2 separate regions of the Mus musculus genome follow, and region 1 is linked to region 2. A link is a contact called in ENCODE Hi-C or POLR2A ChIA-PET data. All regions are on one chromosome and are shown on one strand. Each heading gives the region's core, a stretch centred on a gene start or an enhancer-like site at or near the end of the contact. The rest is flanking DNA. Distances are from core to core; before and after follow the strand shown.

The links. Hi-C counts contacts between places; a loop is a spot of excess contacts on that map. ChIA-PET counts read pairs that join two places held with the same protein, here RNA polymerase II (POLR2A).
Region 1: a loop to region 2 is called in a map of gastrocnemius, with 2.0 times the contacts of the local background. The contact joins two enhancer-like sites. A Hi-C loop is called at or near these places in 2 of 37 maps with a recorded cell type or tissue (gastrocnemius and left cerebral cortex). POLR2A ChIA-PET finds 5 or more read pairs at or near these places in 2 of 5 experiments (Patski and embryonic stem cell).

Annotation. Positions count from the first base shown.
Region 1 is chr19:9,953,209-9,956,034 of GRCm38, forward strand. No RefSeq gene overlaps it. Among named protein-coding and RNA genes, the nearest start is that of Gm36913, 7.0 kb to the left of the region's middle. Within about 2 kb of position 1,494, at least 2 of the 3 ENCODE cell types and tissues checked have a DNase peak (open chromatin) inside an H3K27ac peak, as active enhancers do; they include gastrocnemius, where a contact is called at or near this core.
Region 2 is chr19:9,919,775-9,922,756 of GRCm38, forward strand. No RefSeq gene overlaps it. Among named protein-coding and RNA genes, the nearest start is that of Gm50340, 22 kb to the left of the region's middle. Within about 2 kb of position 1,265, at least 1 of the 3 ENCODE cell types and tissues checked has a DNase peak (open chromatin) inside an H3K27ac peak, as active enhancers do; it is gastrocnemius, where a contact is called at or near this core.

The DNA.
Region 1 (2,826 bases), core at 244-2,743, 34 kb after region 2:
TGGCCCAGAGGTGTGGGGTCCCAGCTGCATGTGAAGTCTGTTATGCCCCTCATGACAGTCTATGGCCTCTTAAACCACAAGCTGAGTAACTGTCCTTTTCTCAGGTTGCTTTTGCCATAGCAACAAGAAAGGTTAAAAAATAGAGCTGATAGTTTATGCGTGTTCTCCAGACTCTAGAGTCTTGAGAGGTCTGTGTTCAAGCCCTATGCTCATTTTTCGATTGAGTTTTCATTGTTGAGGGTTTTTTTTTTCCATTTTTTATTAGGTATTTAGCTCATTTACATTTCCAATGCTATACCAAAAGTCCCCCATACCCACCCACCCCCACTCCCCTACCCACCCACTCCCCCTTTTTGGCCCTGGCGTTCCCCTGTTCTGGGGCATATAAAGTTTGCAAGTCCGATGGGCCTCTCTTTCCAGTGATGGCTGACTAGGCCATCTTTTGATACATATGCAGCTAGAGTCAAGAGCTCCGGGGTACTGGTTAGTTCATAATGTTGTTCCACCTATAGGGTTGCAGATCCCTTTAGCTCCTTGGGTACTTTCTCTAGCTCGTTGAGGGTTCTTTGTTTTTGTTTGCTTTGAGGTAAGATCTCACTAGGTAGTTTAGGCTGGCCTTGAACCACTTATGCAACCCACTCTGGCCTCAAACTTAGGATCCTTCTGCCCAGACCACCTCTTTGAAAAAAGTAGTTATGCCCATAGTGCAAATGGCTGCTCATTCAACCAACTGTCCAAGTCAAATAAACATTAAACGTAAATGTGTCTGTGGGGTGGGTAAGTGTGTTTGCATGTTAGTATGTGTATGATTGGCCTGGGACTCTCTACCTCTGCCACTCAAATGCTAGAATTAAAATTAAAGATAGGTGTCATTATGCCCAGCCCTCCACCTTACTTGTTTTATTTTTGAGACTGCATCTCTTGCTGAACCTGGATCATACCAACTAACTAGGCTGGCTGCCCAGAAAGTCCTAGTGATCCTCCTGTCTCTAGGGTGACATGTGCTACCACACCCAGCTTTTTATGTGAGATCTTAATCTAACTCAGCTCCTCATGCTAGCACGGCAAGTACATACTGACTCAGCCATCTCCCCACCCCTAAAAACTGACTCTTGAAAATTATCTGGAAGTTACTATCCCCAAAGGGGCTAGCAGCCCCATATCTTCTTGTCAGAGACCAATAAGCCATCCTAAAAACAAAATCTCTGCGCAGCACTGTATGGTTTAGGCAAGAGCAAAACCCTCTGCCCCGGGGCTGCCATTTGGTGTCTGAACCATTGCCCTGGGATCTTTCCGTACACTATGACCCACAGTGGGCAGCCAGCTGCCTGGGAGGAGTGCTGGCAGGCAGCTATCCCACTTCCTCTACACCCATCATGGGACAGAAAGAGCTGGGTCCTGTGGGCGGGAAGAATTTGAGAGGGAGGGGGAGATGGGCAGAGAGGGAGGCCCTTTTAGGGGCCTGAAAAACACTGAAAAAACACAGTCTTCTTCCAGCAGATTCGTTTGGAGGCACTGTTGAGCACCGGCCTTGGCCCTGATTCAGGGCTATTGCTCAATACTAACAGAGAACAGCAAGACAGCAAAGGCCACAGTTCTGCCGGGAAATTTTTTCTGTCTGTTTCTTTTCTCCTTTCCTTTATTCTACAACTACCCTAGCCCCCACACCCTTCTGTCCACGCCTGGGCATCGCTGGGATGACTCCTAAGGTAGCTAACAGCTACCTCAGAGAGAAGAGAAGAGGGAGCGGATGGGTCTCTCAGAGGCTGGAGAGCTGGAGCTTGTGAAGTGCAGGCAGAGATGACTACTGCTCTGCCTACCTGGTCTGTGTGTCCCTGCTGGTGAGGAAGTTGAAGTTTTGCTTCTTCTGGAAACCCCACTCACTTGGCCTCGGGCTGCTGTAATGTGTAGCCTTCCCTCCCTCTCCTGGGCAGTCTGTCACCAGCAGCAACCCCAGGGCTCTTCTCAGAGAACACCACTCTGGCAAACTCGAGATTCCTAGCTTCACAGCAGAAAAGAATTTCAGAACTAGACACTGTAAAGGACGGTTCAGGTTTATTAAAAGAGGTGTGTGTGTGTGTGTGTGTGTGTGTGTGTGTGTGTGTGTGTGTTTTGAAAGAGGGTTTCTCTGTGAAGCTCTGGCTGTCCTGGTCTCTGTAGTCCATGCTGGCCTTAAACTCAGAGATCTGTCTACCTCTGCCTCCCTAATACTGGGATTAAAGGTACTCATTGTTCCACCACTGCCTGGAGAGAGATTTTTTTAAAAATATGTTTTAAATACACAAGTGTTAAAAGAAAATGAGAAAAGCTAGAGAAGACACAGCAGAGAGCACAGGGTGGCTTATCTAAGAGACACAGCCTGCTGTCTTTACAATAGCCACGTATAGCATTTAGGTTGGTTCTAAATGTCTTCTCTTGAAAGGGTTTCTAAGAAAACCAAATGAACCCACAGGGTGGTCCTGAGGTGCACAGATAAGGTTCCAATGGATAAGGTAACATTCTAGATCCCAGATACAGGAAGACAAAATGTCTTCACTGTAAACATAAGACTATGTCCAGGGAAAGAGAGGGGCTCTAGCTAAGGCCACAAATCTAGTTTACTGCTATTATAGCATAGAAAATCTGTATGTGAAAGAGATGCATCTTTGTGGCCACAACTTTCACAGCAGATGCTGTGCTGGGATGTCTGCTTCTCAGATGTTGAAAGGAGTGAAACAGACTGGAATGGTGTTCCTTTCTTTCCCTTCCTACAGCCCCAGAATTTCCCCTGGATTTCTAAATCAGGTGAGTTAGAACTTATGTGCCTAGCACATAATCCCTGCACTT
Region 2 (2,982 bases), core at 15-2,514:
AAAGAATATGGCTCCATTCTGTTTGTGTCCTGAAAATTTGAGTAAGACTGAGTTCAAAAAGGGAAGGACTAGCCGTGCGGTGGTGGTCAATGCCTTGAGCAGAGGCAGGTGGATCTGAGAGTTCAAGGTCAGCCTAGTCTACACAGCAAGTCCTAAGATAACCAGATCTGTTATACAGAGAAACCCTGTCTCAAAAAAAAAAAAAACAAAAACAAAAACAAAGAAAAGTAATGGACTAAATTATTTGGCAGAGGAAATTTCAAGGCAGCACAGCATTGCAGTACAACAGTCTTTAATCAGTTTTACAGTGAAAATTGGGAGCAAACACGGAGCATGTGAATTTCAAAAATGTACAATTTGGCTAAGAAGGAAGTATGTATGAGGATAAAGTTTCAGACAAAGCCAAGTGCAGACAAATGGTTGTACTTATCACGGGGATCAGCACCAGGAAAGAGAAGCCTCCCACTTTGCACTGGGACAAGAAAGGGACCACGAGCAGAACAATATCAACTACCTGGATACATATGTAGCAGAGGATGGCCTTATCTGGCATCAGTGGGAGGGGAGGCCCTTGGTCCTGTGGAGGCTTGATGCCCCAGTGTATGGGGATGCTAGAGAGGTGAGGCAGGAGTGGGTGAGTAGGTGGAAGAGCACCCTCATAGAGGCAAAGGGGAGCGGGGAGAGGGGGATAGCATAGGGGATGTGGAGGGGGATATCATTTGAAATATAAACAAATAAAATTATTTTTAAAAAAAAGTTCCAGAAACTGAAATAGGCGTCAGAAAGTCTTTACGAAGAGATCCCCAGGTTGTCTACTCTATTGGGGCTACTTAGGGGAGTGTTTGTTGGACCCCTCGGTTTAGCAAGGCAAACACTCAGGATCCACAACCACTGTGGCCCAAGAAAGGTAGCTACTCTGGCAGGATGACCCGCTGGTGCCTCCAAGGTTCTTGTTTTGCAGAACTCAAGTGTGGTGCTATCATAGAAATGCAATTCCCAGAGAAACACCTGTGAGACCCTGTGTGGAGCAGGAAGCCCCTGAGTGGGCTATGCATGACACTTTGAAAACAAAATCTGTTGCAGTGACAACCTCTGTGTGCCTAAATGCTAGGAATGTGAGCTAGCTGCTCAAAAGCAAAACATAAACCAACAGCCTTCAATGCCGTTGACCTGAGAGAAGCAGATGGCAGGCCCAGGGAGGTAAGGCTGCTTAACCCTACAAAGCTTATGTAAACACTTGCTCCAAAGCCCTTGAGCTGCAGGGGGCACCGTTTCTCTTGTTGGGTTCAGCACTGCTTGGGCCCAGTTTTCCATTGCTAACCTCCTATCTCCGCCTTTCAGCATCAGGATTCTTACTCTACCACTGGCTGTTGGACTGAGCATAATCCCTGAGAGAACATTCTAGACCACCATGACTGTAAAGCCGATGACAAGAAGCAGCTCTTAGGAGTTGTCCTCTGTCAGTCACGTGTGCACACACAGGCACACAGAAAACTAAATATTTTTAAAACTAAAGCATTCAAGTGTTTAGGCGTCCTTTTGTTTTGTTTTGTTTTGTTTTGTTTTGTTTTTTTAACTGATACTTCCAGCTGTTTATTCTAGAATAATTTGTGGTTGGCATTCTCTTTATTTTACTGTTTTTCCTTTTGCTTATGAATGAAGAATTCAATAGAAGTCACCCATGTAGCAGTGAATAATTCTTCAAACATACTCAGGGCAAAGTTGTGGTAAAAACACTAAGATGTTCCCAGCTTAAGGCAATGCAAACCCTATCATCCAGAAAGCGGCCGTTCCTGTGCTGAGTCAGCTCCAGAGAAACTGAGACCTGAAAGCTGAGAACAGAGGGAAGGCAGTCTGAGGTCATCACGCGTCCACAAACATATATCGAGTTACCCAGTGAATACTGTGGGTACCATTTGCAGTACCACGAGAAAAGGAGAAATGAGGAAAGTAACAGGATTGAGGGCCATTGGGAAAAGGCCCAGAAAAGATGGCTGGGGACATGTCGAGCTATAGCCTAAACAGCTCCAAGATAAGAAAGCACAAAAAAACCAAAGCAATCCAGCTGCAAGAAAGGAGAAAGATCAATTAAAAGAAAGATAAAAGGACTCTACGAGGGGTGACCCCATCTGACTTCTGGTAGAAAGAGACAGTCCTAGCAGTTTCCAATATTGAGGGAACCAAAATGGAAAGAGTTGGGAAAAAGGGAAGCCCCTCTAGCCAGAGCTCATAAATCCTAAATGTTATCCAAACAGGAAAAGGAGGGAGCAAAGCATGGGAAAAGATGGTTCCTAAAATCTGCTTTTTACAGATCCGAGATAGCCAGAGGGCTTGCGTGTCAAGAAGGTCCACGCCACATACCCTGAGTTAAAAGCTGCCCTGGCCTCTCCCAAAGCCACCTTTTGCCTCATTTACAGTAGAATTCCTCATTTCTCCTATCTAAAATTTGGGGGGTTTATACTAAAGATACTGTCACTTTCTTCAGAGACAGAGTCTTACTATATATAGCTCAGGCTGACCTTGAACTTGCTTGCTCTCCACCTTGGCTTCCAGAGTGCTGGGATTGCATGCACACCACACCATGCTCAAAGGTATTGTCGCTGATGTGAGAATGAGCAAGCAGGGCCTCTCTGGAGCCCAGTTCTGTTCAATGCCTGTAGGCTTGTTTCTGTGGCAGATATCCCACTTTTCTGGCATTTCTAGCACCCAGGAGGTTGCCATGGCAACTTAGATTTTCAAAGCTTCAGGACTTGCCAGCTCAGGGACGATCTGATACACATTGGTTTGGTTAAGTTAGGTTTGGCTTGTTTGTGGGGTTTTTTTGTTTTGTTTTGTTTGTTTTTTGTTTGTTTGTTTTGACACAGGGTCTCCTGCCTAGGCTGACCTCAACACCACCACACACACACACACACACCCCATGCAGCCAAGCATGATTTTGACCTTCTGCAAGATACCTAAAGCAGAAAATAAGAAGCAGAGAGC